Linked DNA regions of Homo sapiens: region 1 is linked to region 2. A link is a loop called in an ENCODE intact Hi-C map of the cell type or tissue named here. Cell type or tissue: Calu3. All regions are shown on one strand. Links, peaks and the distances in the headings refer to the core of each region. The heading gives the core; the rest is flanking DNA.

Region 1 (9,129 bases), core at 612-8,611, 53 kb after region 2:
TCTCTGATGGCCAGTGATGATGAGCATTTTTTCACGTGTTTTTTGGCTGCATAAATGTCTTCTTTTGAGAAGTGTCTGTTCATGTCCTTCGCCCACTTTTCGATGGGGTTGTTTGTTTTTTCTTGTAAATTTGTTTGAGTTCATTGTAGATTCTGGATATTAGCCCTTTGTCAGATGAGTAGGTTGCGAAAATTTTCTCCCATTTTGTAGGTTGCCTGTTCACTCTGATGGTAGTTTCTTTTGCTGTGCAGAAGCTCTTTAGTTTAATTAGATCCCATTTGTCAATTTTGTCTTTTGTTGCCATTGCTTTTGGTGTTTTAGACATGAAGTCCTTGCCCATGCCTATGTCCTGAATGGTAATGCCTAGGTTTTCTTCTAGGGTTTTTATGGTTTTAGGTCTAACGTTTAAGTCTTTAATCCATCTTGAATTGATTTTTGTATAAGGTGTAAGGAAGGGATCCAGTTTCAGCTTTCTACATATGGCTAGCCAGTTTTCCCAGCACCATTTATTAAATAGGGAATCCTTTCCCCATTGCTTGTTTTTCTCAGGTTTGTCAAAGATCAGATAGTTGTAGATATGCGGCGTTATTTCTGAGGGCTCTGTTCTGTTCCATTGATCTATATCTCTGTTTTGGTACCAGTACCATGCTGTTTTGGTTACTGTAGCCCTGTAGTATAGTTTGAAGTCAGGTAGTGTGATGCCTCCAGCTTTGTTCTTTTGGCTTAGGATTGACTTGGCGATGCGGGCTCTTTTTTGGTTCCATATGAACTTTAAAGTAGTTTTTTCCTATTCTGTGAAGAAAGGCATTGGTAGCTTGATGGGGATGGCATTGAATCTGTAAATTACCTTGGGCAGTATGGCCATTTTCACGATATTGATTCTTCCTACCCATGAGCATGGAATTTTCTTCCATTTGTTTGTATCCTCTTTTATTTCCTTGAGGAGTGGTTTGTAGTTCTCCTTGAAGAGGTCCTTCACATCCCTTGTAAGTTGGATTCCTAGGTATTTTTTTCTCTTTGAAGCAATTGTGAATGGGAGTTCACTCATGATTTGGCTCTCTGTTTGTCTGTTGTTGGTGTATAAAAATGCTTGTGATTTTTGTACATTGATTTTGTATCCTCAGACTTTGCTGAAGTTGCTTATCAGCTTAAGGAGATTTTGGGCTGAGACAATGGGGTTTTCTAGATATAAAATCATGTCATCTGCAAACAGGGAAATTTGACTTCCTCTTTTCCTAATTGAATACCCTTTATTTCCTTCTCCTGCCTAATTGCCCTGGCCAGAACTTCCAACACTATGTTGAATAGGAATGGTGAGAGAGGGCATCCCTGTCTTGTGCCAGTTTTCAAAGGGAATGCTTCCAGTTTTTGCCGATTCAGTATGATATTGGCTGTGGGTTTTTCATATATAGCTCTTATTATTTTGAGATACGTCCCATCAATATCTAATTTATTGAGAGTTTTTAGCATGAAGCGTTGTTGAATTTTGTCAAAGGCTTTTTCTGCATCTATTGAGATAATCATGTGGTTTTTGTCTTTGGCTCTGTTTATATGCTGGATTAAATTTATTGATCTGCGTATACTGAACCAGCCTCGCATCCCAGGGATGAAGCTCACTTGATCATGGTGGATAAGCTTTTTGATGTGCTGCTGGATTCGTTTTGCCAGTATTTTATTGAGGATTTTTGCATCAATGTTCATCAAGGATATTGGTCTAAAATTCTCTTTTTTAGTTGTGTCTCTGCCAGGCTTTGGTATCAGAATGATGCTGGCCTCATAAAATGAGTTAGGGAGGATTCTCTCTTTTTCTATTGATTGGAATAGTTTCAGAAGGAATGGTACCAGTTCCTCCTTGTACCTCTGGTAGAATTCGGCTGTGACTCCATCTGGTCCTGGACTCTTTTTGGTTGGTAAGCTATTGATTATTGCCACAATTTCAGATCCTGTTATTGGTCTATTCAGAGATTCAATTTCTTCCTGGTTTAGTCTTGGGAGAGTGTATGTGTCGAGGAATGTATCCATTTCTTGTAGGTTTTCTAGTTTATTTGCATAGAGGTGTTTGTAGTATTCTCTGATGGTAGTTTGTATTTCTGTGGGATTGGTGGTGATATCCCCTTTATCATTTTTTATTGCGTCTATTTGATTCTTCTCTCTTTTTTTCTTTATTAGTCTTGCTAGCGGTCTATCAATTTTGTTGATCCTTTCAAAACACCAGCTCCTGGATTCATTAATTTTTTGAAGGGTTTTTTGTGTCTCTATTTCCTTCAGTTCTGCCCTGATTTTAATTATTTCTTGCCTTCTGCTAGCTTTTGAATGTGTTTGCTCTTGCTTTTCTAGTTCTTTTAATTGTGATGTTAGGGTGTCAATTTTGGATCTTTCCTGCTTCCTCTTGTGGGCATTTAGTGCTACAAATTTCCCTCTACACACTGCTTTGAATGTGTCCCAGAGATTCTGGTATGTTGTGTCTTTGTTCTTGTTGGTTTCAAAGAACATCTTTATTTCTGCCTTCATTTCGTTATGTACCCAGTAGTCATTCAGGAGCAGGTTGTTCAGTTTCCATGAAGTTGAGCGGTTTTGAGTGAGATTCTTAATCCTGAGTTCTAGTTTGATTGCACTGTGGTCTGCGAGATAGTTTGTTATAATCTCTGTTCTTTTACATTTGCTGAGGAGAGCTTTACTTCCAAGTATGTGGTCAATTTTGGAATAGGTGTGGTGTGGTGCTGAAAAAAATGTATATTCTGTTGATTTGGGGTGGAGAGTTCTGTACATGTCTATTAGGTCCTCTTGGTGCAGAGCTGAGTTCAATTCCTGGGTATCCTTGTTGACTTTCTGTCTCGTTGATCTGTCTAATGTTCACAGTGGGGTGTTAAAGTCTCCCATTATTAATGTGTGGGAGTCTAAGTCTCTTTGTAGGTCACTCAGGACTTGCTTTATGAATCTGGGTGCTCCTGTATTGGGTGCATATATATTTAGGATAGTTAGCTCTTCTTGTTGAATTGATCCCTTTACCATTATGTAATGGCCTTCTTTGTCTCTTTTGATCTTTGTTGGCTTAAAGTCTGTTTAATCATAGACTAGGATTGCAACCCCTGCCTTTTTTTGTTTTCCATTTGCTTGGTAGCTCTTGCTCCATCCTTTTATTTGGAGCCTATGTGTGTCTCTGCACATTAGATGCATTTCCTGAATATAGCACCCTGATGGGTCTTGACTCTTTATCCAGTTTGCCAGTCTGTGTCTTTTAATTGGAACATTTAGTCCATTTACATTTAAGGTTAATATTGTTATGTGTGAATTTGATCCTGTCATTATGATGTTAGCTGGTGATTTTGCTCGTTAGTTGATGCAGTTTCTTCCTAGTCTCGATGGTCTTTACATTTTGGCATGATTTTGCAGTGGCTGGTACCGGTTGTTCCTTTCCATGTTTAGTGCTTCCTTCAGGAGCTCTTTTAGGGCAGGCCTGGTGGTGACAAAATCTCTCAGCATTTGCTTGTCTGTAAAGTATTTTATTTCTCCTTCGCTTATGAAGTTTCGTTTGGCTGGATATGAAATTCTGAGTTGAAAATTCTTTTCTTTAAGAATGTTGAATATTGGCCCCCACTGTCTTCTGGCTTGTAGGGTTTCTGCCGAGAGATCCGCTGTTAGTCTGATGGGCTTCCCTTTGAGGGTAACCCGACCTTTCTCTGTGGCTGCCCTTAACATTTTTTCCTTCATTTCAACTTTGGTGAATCTGACAATTATATGTCTTGGAGTTGCTCTTCTCGAGGAGTATCTTTGTGGCGTTCTCTGTATTTCCTGAATCTGAACGTTGGCCTGCCTTGCTAGATTGGGGAAGTTCTCCTGGATAATATCCTGCAGAGTGTTTTCCAACTTGGTTCCATTCTCCCCATCACTTTCAGGCACACCAATCAGACGTAGATTTGGTCTTTTCACATAGTCCCATATTTCTTGGAGGTTTTGCTCATTTCTTTTTATTGTTTTTTTCTCTAAACTTCCCATCTCGCTTCATTTCATTCATTTCATCTTCCATTGCTGATACCCTTTCTTCCAGTTGATTGCATCGGCCCCTGAGGCTTCTGCATTCTTCACGTAGTTCTCGAGCCTTGGTTTTCAGCTCCATCAGCTCCTTTAAGCCCTTCTCTGTATTGGTTATTCTAGTTATACATTCTTCTAAATTTTTTTCAAAGTTTTCAACTTCTTTGCCTTTGGTTTGAATGTCCTCCCGTAGCTCAGAGTAATTTGATCGTCTGAAGCCTTCTTCTCTCAGCTCGTCAAAGTCATTCTCCATCCAGCTTTGTTCCGTTGCTGGTGAGGAACTGCGTTCCTTTGGAGGAGGAGAGGCGCTCTGCTTTTTAGAGTTTCCAGTTTTTCTGTTCTGTTTTTTACCCCATCTTTGTGGTTTTATCTACTTTTGGTCTTTGATGATGGTGATGTAGAGATGGGTTTTTGGTGTGGATGTCCTTTCTGGTTGTTAGTTTTCCTTCTAACAGACAGGACCCTCAGCTGCAGGTCTGTTGGAATACCCTGCCGTGTGAGATGTCAGTGTGCCCCTGCTGGGGGGTGCCTCCCAGTTAGGCTGCTCGTGGGTCAGGGGTCAGGGACCCACTTGAGGAGGCAGTCTGCCCGTTCTCAGATCTCCAGCTGCGTGCTGGGAGAACCACTGCTCTCTTCAAAGCTGTCAGACAGGGACATTTAAGTCTGCAGAGGTTACTGCTGTCTTTTTGTTTGTCTGTGCCCTGCCCCCAGAGGTGGAGCCTACAGAGGCAGGCAGGCCTCCTTGAGCTGTGGTGGGCTCCACCCAGTTCGAGCTTCCTGGCTGCTTTGTTTACCTAAGCAAGCCTGGGCAATGGCGGGCGCCCCTCCCCTAGCCTCGCTGCCGCCTTGCAGTTTGATCTCAGACTGCTGTGCTAGCAATCAGCGAGACTCCGTGGGCGTAGGACCCTCCGATCCAGGTGCGGGATATAATCTCGCGGTGTGCCGTTTTTTAAGCCAGTCGGAAAAGCGCAGTATTCGGGTGGGAGTGACCCGATTTTCCAGGTGCGTCATCACCCCTTTCTTTGACTAGGAAAGGGAACTCCCTGACCCCTTGTGCTTCCCAAGTGAGGCAATGCCTCGCCCTGCTTCGGCTCATGCATGGTGCGCGCACCCACTGACCTGCGCCCACTGTCTGGCACTTCCTAGTGAGATGAACCCGGTACCTCAGATGGAAATGCAGAAATCACCCGCCTTCTGCATCGCTCAGGCTGGGAGCTGTAGACCGGAGCTGTTCCTATTCAGCCATCTTGGCTCCTCCCCCTAGACAATATATTTTTAACTCTCATGTCAAGTCACATTGCGGCCTTGCTTCACCATCTTGAAAGTTTTCTATACTCAAATCACTTTTGCAAGCTTTTCTAGAAAATAATTTAGTTAAGAGTGGAGATTTGGTTTAAAAAATTATCTTTTGGCGAATATACACATTAAAATGTAATTTCTCCTTGTGCCATAATCTTTATTTTCCCTCATTTTATTCATATTTCTTCTTTTTCTGGTCCATTTTGGCCTGTTTTTCTGATAAAAAAATAATTCCACCTGTTTTTAAATCCTTTATACTTTTCCTTACCAGTTGTATAATTTTCCCACAGACAATGACATAATATAGAAAATGGAGGGAAATTTTGACCTGTGACTAACAGTATGTCATGGAGAATTAGGCAGAATTTTAGGGCTTTGGTAAATAGGATGAGTTTAACTTACGAAGGTGGGATGTGTCAGAAGGTAAATATATTTGTTTACATAGGGAAGACACACCCAGCTTCAAGTTATTACAAAAGGAGGAAATACTGAAAATCTGAAGATTCTCCTCAGCCCGAAAATGGAGGAGAAACAAGGAAAAAAAAATAATGAAAGAAGGAAGAACCTGGTGAGGAGCAAAATGCTTTCATGAATGGCATTTGAGAGTTTGTATTAGGTAAGAGAAGTTTTTAAAACCCACAGGTATTCTATAAATTGAAGATAATCTGGGTCATCTTAACATAATAGCTCCTATACAAAATTTTGCCATGTAAATTGCCATGTTTTTCTGTTTATTCATTCTTTTGGTTCAATTAATAGGAATCCTGCTTAGTTTTTAACACTTATTTTTCACCTAGCTTTGTATTTCCCCTGATTTTTTCCTTACCTTTCACCTGAAGCCTTTCCTATTTTGTTTTCTTTCTCCTTTCAGGAAGTTCATTAGCTCAAAAAGAGGCAAATATTTCCAACTTTTAAGGAGAAAACAAGGGCAGACTCTGTACAGTTCTCAACTGGGCTTTTACATTACTAGTTCTATAGCACTGGGGAGGTCATTTTGCCTCTCTGGCCTCAGTTTAAGTGCAATAATTTTAACAGATTTTTTTTCAAATGTAATAATATATAATGTGAAGCTGGTAAGGAGAATGTAATTTGTAAACTATTTCTCCCTTTACCTAAAAGTGTCAATACTTTGAGATTAATTTAATATATAATATCTGGATAAAATATTCTGGTATCAGGTGCAGGTGCATGAGGCGAAGTGCAGACACTCCTCAAAAGAAGACATTTATGCAGCCAACAAACATATGAAAAAATGCTCATCATCACTGGTCATTAAAGAAATGCAAATCAAAAACACAATGAGATATCATCTCACGCCGGTTAGAATAATGATCATTAAAAAGTCGAGAAACAACAGATGCTAGAGAGGCTGTGGAGAAATAGGAAGGCTATCCCACTGTTGGTGGGAGTGTAAATTAGTTCAACCATTGTGGAAGACAGTGTGGTGATTCCTCAAGGATCTAGAACTAGAAATACCTTTTGACCCAGCAATCTCATTACTGGGTATATATGCAAAGTATTATAAATCATTCTACTATAAAACCACATGCACACACATGTTTATTGCAGCACTATTCACAATAGCAAAGACTTGGAACCAACCCAAATGCCCATCAATGATAGAATGGATAAAGAAAATGTGGCACATATACACCATGGAATACAATGCAGCCATAAAAAAGGATGAGTTCATGTCCTTTGCAGGGATATGGATGAAGCTGGAAACCATCATTCTCAGCAACTAACACAAGAACAGAAAAACCAAACACCTCATGTTCTCACGCATAAGTGGGAGTTGGACAATGAGAACACATGCACACAGGGTGAAACCCCGTCTCTACTAAAAATACAAAAATTAGCTGGGCATGGTTGCGCCTCTGTAGTCCCAGCTACTCAGGAGGCTGAGGGAGGAGAATCACTTGAACTCAGGAGGCAGAGGTTGCAGTGAGCCGAGATCGTGCCACTGCACTCCAGCCTGGCGACAGAATGAGACTCTGTCTAAAGAAAAAAAAGGCATGATATTGTTATTATTAGTATGATTATACAAAAAGGAAAGAAATGAACAAGAGATCCGGAATGAAGTATCTGAATGTAATTTCCACAAATCCCAAAATGAGTGTTTACAAATCTCTATAGTGCCAGAGTTATTGGAAATTAGAAAAAAAAAAGTCTCAGATGCAACTGCTAAGTGCATTTGGAAAATATCATTGACTTTGAATTATACATGTGATATTTGTCTCCTTTAATAACAGTGTTCTCCATTTCAAAATTTATAAGATGTGAGTTCTTGGAAAAAACAAGTTGAAAAAATACTTTCTTACTCTGACATTCATTTCTTCTGAAAATTGGTTATTACTTTGGTTAATCATCTGAAAGTTTGACATTTCTCCTTAGTTTTACCATTGTAACAACTGAGGCTCAGTGTTTTAAAGATAATTACAGTTATTACTTTTATTAACTGAAAAAATGCTGAATAATTGTCATTGCCTTAGAAATTAGATTTTGTAGTGATACTTTCTACTAGCATTGCAGTTGAGATGCTTTGATAAGGGAGCTACAGTAATATTAAAGAATTCTTGACAGCTACTTATAAGATGTTTACATTTGTAAACAATAACATTTTGTAAACAGAACTTGACTTTAGCAAAGCAAATGCCAAGAGGTTATTTTACTCTCTCTTAGACTCCATAATGCAGTCCTGATATATTTTGGGGCATTAAGGTGGGTGGGAAGATTTTAATTATGATAGACTGAGAAAAGCCTAGTGTTTGGCAGACCAAATGACAAAGAACTTAAAAAGTGAGGCCAGACAATAAAAATATGTACTTTGTGCAATGATACAGTGGGATTTTTAAACAAGAGTGCCCATTTTACCCACACTCTGGGAAACATGCAACTCTCAATGTTTGCCAAAAGCAATAGGAGTTTTTTTTTTTTTTTACTGGTCTCTGTGAAAACATTATCTTTAAGGCAGTGAACAAAAGAAGGAAACCCTGTAAACAACTGGTTAGAACCCTAAGTGGAAGCCAAGACACATATTGAAATTGAGATGATATTGCTCTACCATGGCTTGATTTTTGGTTTTCTCATTATTTGTCATGCGTGTATTTCCTGTTGTGCTTTACTAAAAACAATATCTGATATCAGTTCACACTCCCTTCAAATAACAACTAAGAACTAATTTTCCAGCATGCAAATTAACTTAAATGTGACAATGCATCACATTTCAATAGGAAAAGGAATGATTATTCAATATAAATGATGTTGGGTAATTAACTATTTGGGACTCAATTCACCTTGTATGAAATATAAACAAAAAAAGAAAGAGAGAAAAAAGGAAGGAAGAAAGGAAGGAAGGAAGGGAGGGAGGGAAGAAGGAAAGCAGGGAGGGAAGGAGGGAGGGAGGAAGGAGGGAAGGAAGGAAGGAAGGAAGGAAGTAGGGAAGGGTAAGGCAAGAAATTCCTCAGTGTTTAGCAAATGCCAAGCATAAAAATCATAAAAATGAGAATTCAAAAAAAATTTCATTTGTTTTAGGTCTCCTATTGATATGGTTTGGCTCTGTGCTCCCACCCAAATCTCATCTCTAATTGTAATCCGCACTTGTTGAGAGAGGGACCTGGTGGGAGGTGATTGGGTCATTGGGGTGGTTTTCCCGATGCTGTTCTCATGATAGGTGATTTAAAAGTGTGGCACTTCCTTCTTCGCTCGCTCTCTTGCTTGCTCTCTCTCTCTCTCTCTCTCTCTCTCCTGCCACCATGTAAGACACACCTTGCTTCCCCTTCACCTTCTGCCATGACT
Region 2 (9,129 bases), core at 465-8,464:
TCTTTCCATTTACTTCCAATTAGTGAGATTTTTTTTTTTACTACTGTTCATGGCTAGTGGAAGGCATATATTCACAAGGTATTTACTGAGACTGGGTGTGGTGGCTCACACCTATAATCCCAGCACTTTGGGAGGCCAAGGTGAGTGGATCACCTGAGGTCAGGAGTTTGAGACCAGCCTGGCCAACATGGTGAAACCCCATCTCTACTAAAAATATAAAAATTAGCCAACCATGTGGCAGCTGCCTGTAGTCCCAGCTACTTGGGAGGCTGAGACAGGAGAATCGCTTGAACTTGGGAGGTGGAGGTCACAGTGAGCCGAGATAGTATCATTGCACTCCAGCCTGGACAACAGAGCGAGACTCTCTCTCAGGAGAAAAAAAAGGGGGGGTATTTATTGAACACCTATACGTATCAGGCACTAGGAATATAATATGAAAAAAAGCAAAGCAAAGTGTCTGCCCTCATAAAACTTATGTTCTAGTGAGGAGAGACAGATAATAGTAAAGAACAATTAATAACAGTTACACACACACACACACACACACAACATGTCAGGCAGACTAAGTAATAAGTGCAAACAATGCATAGTGGTAAGAACATTGAGGGAAGTGATGAGAAGAAGGGTACTATAGTCAGCCCTCTGTATCTGTGGATTCTACGTTCATGGATTCGACCAACTTTGAATCAAAAATATTTCGGGAAAAAAGATAACTACTTGTATACTGAATATGTGCAGACTTTCTTTTCTTGTCATTATTTCCTAACAAGACAGTGTAGAAACTATTTACATAGCATTTACATTGTGTTAGCTATTATAAGTAATATAGAGATGATTTTAAATATACAGGGGGATGTGCAAAGGTTACATGCAAATACTACACCATTTTATATCAGGGATTTTAGTGTGTGTGGATTTGGGTATCCTCAAGAAGTCCTGGAACCAAACTCCACAGATACTAAAGTACCACTGTACTTGTTGTAGACAGCTTGGACTGGGAAGTCCTCTCTGAGAAGGTGATATTTGAACAGAGATTCAAATGAAATAATGAAGATATTTATGCCACTATGTGGAAGAAGAGAGTTCCCAGTAAAAGGAACTGCATATGCAAAGGTCCAGAGTTAAGAGTCTGGTTGACATGTTTACAAACTCTGAAAGGAAGCCAGGGTAGTTGGAGCAGAATGAACTCGAAAGAGTGGTACAAGATAAGGTTAGGGAGATCATGAAAAGTCAGATTATGTAGGGCCTTAACCATAGGAACGACTGAATTTTATTCTGGGTGAAATGAAAGGGATTTTGTTAGGAAATGATATGATAGGACTTAAGTTTAAAGAAAACAATCATTCTTTGGTAAAAACTGACCCTGGATGTAATGGAGGGAAGGAAGAATGAATAGATATGGGAAGATGTAGTTAAAGGACTATTGTCATAATCCAATAGAAGTAAGGTAGTTTGGGTTATATAGTTTAGAAGACAGTGGTGAAAAGCATCCAATACCAAAAATGCATTTTAAAAGTAGAACTAACAGAATTTGCTGATGGATTGGATACAGGATGTGAGAAAAATAAAAAAGAAGAATCAAGAACTACAAGATTTTGAGTCTCAGCAAATGGAAGATAAGAGTTAACATTTACTAAGAAAGAAAACATTAGAAATGGACAGCATATTTGCTGGAGAAGATCTAAAGTTAGCTTTAGATATGTTAACTCTGAGGCGCATATTGTACATGGAAGTGGAAATGGCATGTGGGCAGTCGGATATATAAGCCTGAACTTGAAAGTCTTGTGTATAAAATTGGAAATCGTGGGCATAATAGTGCTTTATTTCAGTTAGAAGGTAGGAAGAATAGGAGGTTCCAGCAAAACCAACTGAAAGAAGCAGCTTCTGGGATTGAAAGGTAACGTCCCCACAGTCAAGCAAATGAATTGTGTCAACCATGCTGATAGGTTAAGTAAAATGACAACTGAAATTTGATTGTTGATTTTAATAAAAAGAGAAATTATTTGTGATCTTGACAAGGTAGACTTGTATACCTAACAAAAATAGCACCTCATCACTCTCTGCCTCTTTATAGGGTTTCAGTTCCTTTTCAGTATTTATAACTACTTGACGTTGCATCTGTATGTGTGCTGTGTTTGATTTATTTGTTTGTTGGTCTTCTGTCATCTACTTAGATAATATGAACCTTGAGAGCAGGGACTTTGTTTTGTTCCCAATTGAATTTCCATCGCCTGTAACATGCCTACCATATTCCAGGTGCTTAATATATGTTTGTTGAAAAAAAACAAATATTTGATTACAATGTTAGTCTGGGTTAGTTTTTCTAACCTTCTAAATAGTTTAAATAAGCATTTCAAATATTTTTAGGAAAAACTAAAATTTCACATTTAGATTTTTTAAAGTTACAGAGTCAACTTTCGTAGAGAGTGGACTCAGGCCTTGAGGATGACAGATGGAATTCAGGAGTTTAGTTTTTAGCACGAGGTGTGTCTCTCACACATCCGTACTGTAAGAATAATTACTTATATAGATCCAAGGGAAGACACAGTATTACTCATATTTCTTCCTTCTCCAAATACACAAAGGGTTCTATTGTTTGCTTGCAACATCTAAGCTATTCCCTGGTGATAAGTTAGGACAGATAGCAGCAATTTTCAGAGAGGAAGTGGATACGGTTTGGGTTATGGTTGTTTAGGAGCAGTCCTCAAAAGAGTTTCCCTCTCTATTTCAGGGTGTTACCTGTGCCCAGCCCAAAGAAATCTAGTCTGTCTTAGAAATTGTGTTAATATGCTTTAGGGTGCCCGTCCTGCCCATATCCCTGCTGTAGGTAAAATGCCTCAGTAGCCTCACCTGCCAAGTGATCATCAGGTCACAGGTTTAATTACTGCCATTACAGGGGATTGGACTAGGGTGGATGAACATCTGACTAGGGGGTACCTATGGGCTGGTAACCTTTAACTTCCCTAATCTAATTTGCACAAGTAAGCTAGATTAATCAGATGCCTTCTGTGAAGGGCTTGCCCTTAAAATTCAAAGGAAAGTGTACGGTTATTGTTTGAATAAAGGGAAATGCAGGCTGGGGTTAACGTAGCCACTAGCACATGATTCATGTGCAAGGCATGTAAACAGATGAAGCCATTCTGGGTAGAGGGGTAATAGGTCAGATTCAACAGGGGCGGAGAGAGCAGAAAGAGACATTTCAAAATCTGTGTTCTTTTTGTCCTTCCAAGGCATCATTGTTTAATTTTTTTCTGGATATATAAACCCCTCAATACCCTTACAATAAACCCTATTTTCTACAGCTAGTTTGAGTGTTATGTTCCTTACAACCAAAGACCCCTAAAAAGAGCCACTAAGATTGTTACTTTACGCCCTCTGTAAGTTTTCACCTACTGATTCTGGTGCTTATGGCAATGCTCTTCTTCAGCAGACAATGACCATATTCTACCTTCATCCTTGCCCATACCATTGTTTCTATAGCACACTCAGTACAAAAAAATTAAAGGAGAAAAATTAGTATGGATGGAAAGAGGGATAGATAGACTCTGACTAGGCAGTCTTGGGGAATTTTTGAGCTATTGACTGAATATTCTCCATGCCTATTGCCATGTCATCATCAGGCAGGTTATAGGCTATGCTGCAGTAAAAATGGAAAATCTTGGTAGCTTAACAAAAGTTTGAATTTCTCTGCAGGTCTGGGCAGCCCTCCAGGCTGACTCAGCATTCCAGCCTCCTACAATCAGATAGCACAAATATTAACACCTGGTTCCACAGTCACCCAACAGGGCTGGAGAGGGCTGAAGGTCTAAGCCCTAGCAATCAAATGCTTCTGCCTGGAAGTGATACTCATGAATGACCACACTCACATTCCATAGGCTGAATTCATCATTTGGCTAAACCTAATTTCAAGGGAGGCAGAGTTATGTGATTCTCCCACATGTCTGAAATTAGAGATCAAACATTTATAAAGGGTAATAATGCCAATCAGCGTATCTAAATAACCCATCTAATCCTGTGGGACCCATATGCTACTCATTACAACCCAGTGACTAGGACATTTGTCTTATCTGTTTCACATGCCACAGTTAGTCCTGGAATTACTGTGGAACATACGCGCACACACACACACACACAAAACATATTACTAAAAATTAAAGTTTTTAATTAAAATTTTTTGGGTAAAAATTTACTTTTTGTTCCTCATTCATGACCTAAGAATTTCTGTTCTGCTAAATATATACTACCTACCTCCCGTGTAATTGTAATGCATAGTCAGCTATCTAAGGTTGGAGTACCTAGATGCGGACCCTGAGATAAATATTCATATAAAGGTGATTTATTAAAAAGTGTTCCAAGGAAAAACCAGGGGGGAAGCAGGAAAAGTGACAGGGAAGGGAAGAAAGCCAAGCAAGGGTGATATGTCAAGCAAAGATGGTTAACTTTGGCCCAATCCTGTGGGGGTCCTCTGGAGACTTATAAGTCACACCTCTGAGCTGTTCCCATCAGGGAGCAGGGAGCTGAGTATTTGTACCACCAGGCTTGTGTGATCAGACTGCCTCGGAGAGATACGAATTCCTAGGCACTTCCTGCTCTCTCCACGTTTGGGCAAAGGCCAAGGAAGCCTGAGGACAGTGGTCTGACAAAGATGCAGATACAAGCACAGAGGGAGCTGCTGTGGAAATGGAAAAGTTTGGGACAGGCTCAGGGTTGAGGCACTGAGAGCATGTGCTAGTCAGAATTGATAGCCACTTGGATATAGAGGGATGGTGCAAGGAAAATGACCAGATCACCGACTTAAAGATGCAGTGGGGAAAAAACAATAATCTCTTCTTATCTCACTTCAGATTACTCTCCTTCTCCCACATCCACAATGAATTTACCATCCTAAGAATAAGGATGATGAATTTCCTGGGCAGATTCCTTCCCTGTTTCTAATCCCCAAATGATGTACCCTCCATTGCCCGAAATTCTTAACTCACGGAATATAGCATTTAATTCCTTGATAGGTAAAATGAAAATATTCCTAAAACAGGAAGTATATTGAGTCAACTCAGAACTGAGATCTGTCCCAGATATTTGCAGTACCCCTCTGCCCAGGCTGGGAAGGCATTAGGTGTATGTTGGATATTTTGTCTGCTCAGAAGCCTCATTTCAAAGATGACTTATCCACATGATTCTACATGACCCCATCTAAAGGTTATAGTACCATAGATCAAGACTGGATACATGTTGCCTTCTTTTCCCATGATATTTCTTTCTTTGGAAAACTGAATTCAGTCTTTTCTCTGGAAAACAGGTCAAACTGATACTAAGAAGCTTTCAGCAGCCGTGTTATTCTACCATATGGATTAGGAAAGAAGAGAAGGTGGTTCTACAGAAAAAAAAAAATGAATCAGTCATGCAGAAAAGAGCAAGCAAAGATGAAAGAAGGAAGACGGCTGGTATTCCATTTCCTGATCCCACTGTGTTCCCACGACCCAGCTACATGACAGCCCTTGGGGTCCATGAGACCCCCACAACATTCTTATAATTCATTAGCATTTTATGCTGGAGTTCGGTTGAATTTCAGTTATGTACAACCGAAGGGTAGTAAGTAATAAAGAAATGTATTCATAATTGCTAAAACTTGGAACCAACCAAGATGTTTTTCAGTAGGTGAATGGATAAATAAACTGTGGTACATTCAGGCAATGGACTGTTATTCAGCACTAAAAAGAAATGACCTATCAAGCAATAAAGAAACATGAAGGAAACTTAAATGCATATTACTAAGTGAAAGAAGCCAACCTGAAAAGGCTACATAGTGTATGATTCCAACTATGTGACATTCTAGAGAAGGCAAAAGTATGGAGACAGTAAAAAGATCAGTGATTGTCAGAGGTCAGCGGGAAGGAAGAGATAAATAGGTGGAGCAGAGAGAATTTTTAGGGCAGTGAAACTACCCTGTGTAATACTATAACAGTGGGTACATGTCATTCTACATTTGTCCATACTCACAGAATGTACAACACCAAGAGTGAACCCTCATGTAAACTATGGCCTTTGGGTAATAATGATGTATCAATGTAGCTTATCAGTTGTAGCACTGTACCACCGTGGTGGGGGACATTGACAGTGGGGGAGGCTATCCATGTGTGGGGGCAGTGGGTATATGAAATATCTTCATACCTTTCTCTCAATTTTGCTGTGAACCTATAATTAGACTTAAAAATAATAAGGGAAACTAAGAGTAACACAGTTTCTCAGCTGTAAACTCTAACTAGGACAAATCCTGGGTCTAGATCTGTGCAATCACCTTCTCTCCAGAGGTCTTGCAGAATGAGGGGTGGCCCAGAGGCTATAGTGGTGACAAGCATAGCCCTGGGATATAAGAAGGCTTTCTAGAAGGTACTGCCTCTTTTTTTTCCCCATATCTCTCTTTACAGAAACTTTATTTTTCTTTCCCTCTTTTGAAATTACTATGGAGCATTATTCCAGGATGTGAAACCCTCTGGGGTCTCATACAAATAAACAATTTGAGAATTGATAATAATGGAGCATCATAAGATGCATTCAGGAAGGCATCAATGTATGAAATATTGAAGCAGAAAGTGCCTTTCCTAATCTAGGTTGAAAGACTGAAAGACTGATGGGTAGGCCCCTGTGACTTGATCTATCTCCTGAAAACCATGTGTTACTTATGTATGTTAGAATTTGGAAGTGAGATGATAGTGGGGATACATATTTACATATTTATTGAAATTGAAAAACAAAATCACAGTTTTCTTTTTCCTCACAGAAAATTCCACTTTAGTTATTGCTTCACAATTAAGAACTGGCTTTGCCAGTGAAGTTCTTTGGCAGACATTTTCTCTAAATTAATTAAGTTAAACGTGCTGCTCTACTGTTTTGATGAAAAATATTTAACAGATAAGTGCAATACACAATTTGCTGGAAATTACAATTATGTTTAACTATTAAATCATCAATATAAAACTTTAGCTAACAACTGAAAAATATACTGTAAAAAACTATTTTGGAGGCACTCAAGCAAAAACATTGGATATCTCTAGATCAGCAAAACATATTCACCCAGACTTAACCACTATGACCAAGACATGCTGGGCAAACCCATTTCTTTTCTTTTCAGACTCTTGAATGTCTCATGACCTAGGACCACACACTTTGGCCGATTAGCCTAGTGCCCCAGATCTCAAGCATTTGCTAGTTTCTAGTTGTGACAGGTGAAAGAGAAGACATAACACAAGTATATTAGGTACCCAAAAGATGTTCTTTTTTGATATTCTAGGGGTAATTAATTTTACTTGTTTTATAAATTTGCATAATGCTAATATCAAATTTTTATAGTACTCTATAGCTAATAAAATATTTCATGTGTTATTTCATTTTATTCTCATGAACTTTGAGTACATTTTTTTGCCTGTATCTAAAAGCCTGAGATACAAATTCTTTTCAAATGATTTATTGAGGGAGTATCCTCAGAAGAAGGGGGTGTGAGAGAAGCCAGACAGGACAAGAACTAGAAGACAAACAAGTGAGTGGTTTCAGCTGGTCACTAGCTTCAATCTAATCCCACAGACAAGCTTTGTGCACAAACTGCACCACAGAGTTGTATCCCCTCCATGCAAGAGGCTGGCTTTCCGTACCCCTGTCTCTGAGGGCAGGTGGAAGTTCCTGTTTGACCAATACTCTGGGGGCAATTCCATAGAGAAAAGGGACGTTGTCATCAATACTTAGGGGAAATGGGAGATGGATAATCTAGATGGTAAAGGGAATCTGGGAGGAGCATCAAAAATGTCTCCAGTTGTTTATTTAGAAATAAAGTAACCAGGCTGGGTGCAGTGGCTCACGCCTGTAATCCCAGCACTTTGGGAGGCCAAGGGGGGCAGACTGCCTGAGGTCGGGAGTTCAAGGTCAGTCTGACCAACATGGAGAAACCCCGGCCCTACTAAAAATACAAAAAATTAGCCGGGTGTGGTGGGGCATGCCTGTAATCCCAGCTACTCGGGAGGCCGAGGCAGGAGAATCACTTGAACCTGGGAGGCGGAGGTTGTGGTGAGCTGAGATCGCGCCATTGCACTCCAGCCTGGGCAAAAAAAAGCGAAACTCTGTCTCAAAAAAAAAAAAAAAAAAAAAAAAAAAAAGGAAAAGAAAAGAAAAAGAAGAAAGAGAAATAAAGTAACCAAAGCTCAGAAGATTTAAGTATCTTGTGCTAGGGTTCTATAGACAGTAGATGATGCAGCTATGGCATAAGGTCGGGTCTTCTGACAGTATGATACACATTCTTCCCATGCTACACAGGTTCATGTACAATTCATATAGTTTATGGAGCTAAACAACGTAACGTGAAATCTGAATGACATTTACTAGCTATTTCCTTGGATATGTATCCTTTGAGGATATGACTTTAGGCAAGTTATTTAATATATAAAAGTCTCAATTTCTTAAACTAAAAAATGTGAATAATATTAACTACCCATGGTACATTTCTGAGGATTAAAAACACATGGAAATCATATATCATTGTGCTTTACATAGCGTATATGCTCCCAAATATTCATTTTCCTTCCTTTTCTCTTTTACCTATGAATAGACCAGTTAAAATAATGTAGAGAATATATTAGACAATACAGAAACCCCATCTCTACTAAAAACACACAAATCAGCCAGGTGTGGGGACATACACCTGTAATCTCAGCTACTCGGGACGCTGAGGCAGGGGAATAGCTTGAACCTGGGAAATAGAAGTTGCAGTGAGCTGAGATGGCACCACTGCACTCCAGCCTGGGTGACAGAAGGAGACTCTACCTTAAGAAAATAAACAAATAAATAAGAAAGAAAGACATTACCAGCAGCTTGGAATCACCCACTCCTCCACTTAAGACCCCTACCAATTACCTATTACCCTCCCTATTTCCTAAGGGTACCTCTCAGGACTTATAACAACACAGATAAATTTTTTGCTAGTTTGAAGGTTATGTAAATGGAATAAAATAAAATTAACATGTACAACTGGGTGCAGTGGCTTATACCTGCACTTTAGGAGACTGAGGTGGGAGGAGTTTGAGGCCAGCCTAGGCAACACGGCCAAAAACCGTCTCTACAAAAAATACAAAAATTAGCCAGGTA

The links. Peaks named below come from ENCODE experiments on the same cell type or tissue, not always from the same donor. Only the 100,000 strongest peaks of a DNase experiment are listed, where the experiment ranks them.
Region 1: it touches region 2 in a loop (2.4-fold over the local background); 15 of 110 quality-filtered maps call a loop at or near these places.

What each region holds. Positions count from the first base shown.
Region 1 is chr4:101,406,403-101,415,531 of GRCh38, forward strand. No RefSeq gene overlaps it. Among named protein-coding and RNA genes, the nearest start is that of PPP3CA-DT, 63 kb to the left of the region's middle. In Calu3, for the core only: no CTCF peak of the experiment used is centred there; a DNase peak (open chromatin) is centred at 5,119.
Region 2 is chr4:101,353,386-101,362,514 of GRCh38, forward strand. No RefSeq gene overlaps it. Among named protein-coding and RNA genes, the nearest start is that of PPP3CA-DT, 10 kb to the left of the region's middle. In Calu3, for the core only: no CTCF peak of the experiment used is centred there; DNase peaks (open chromatin) are centred at 3,116 and 3,746.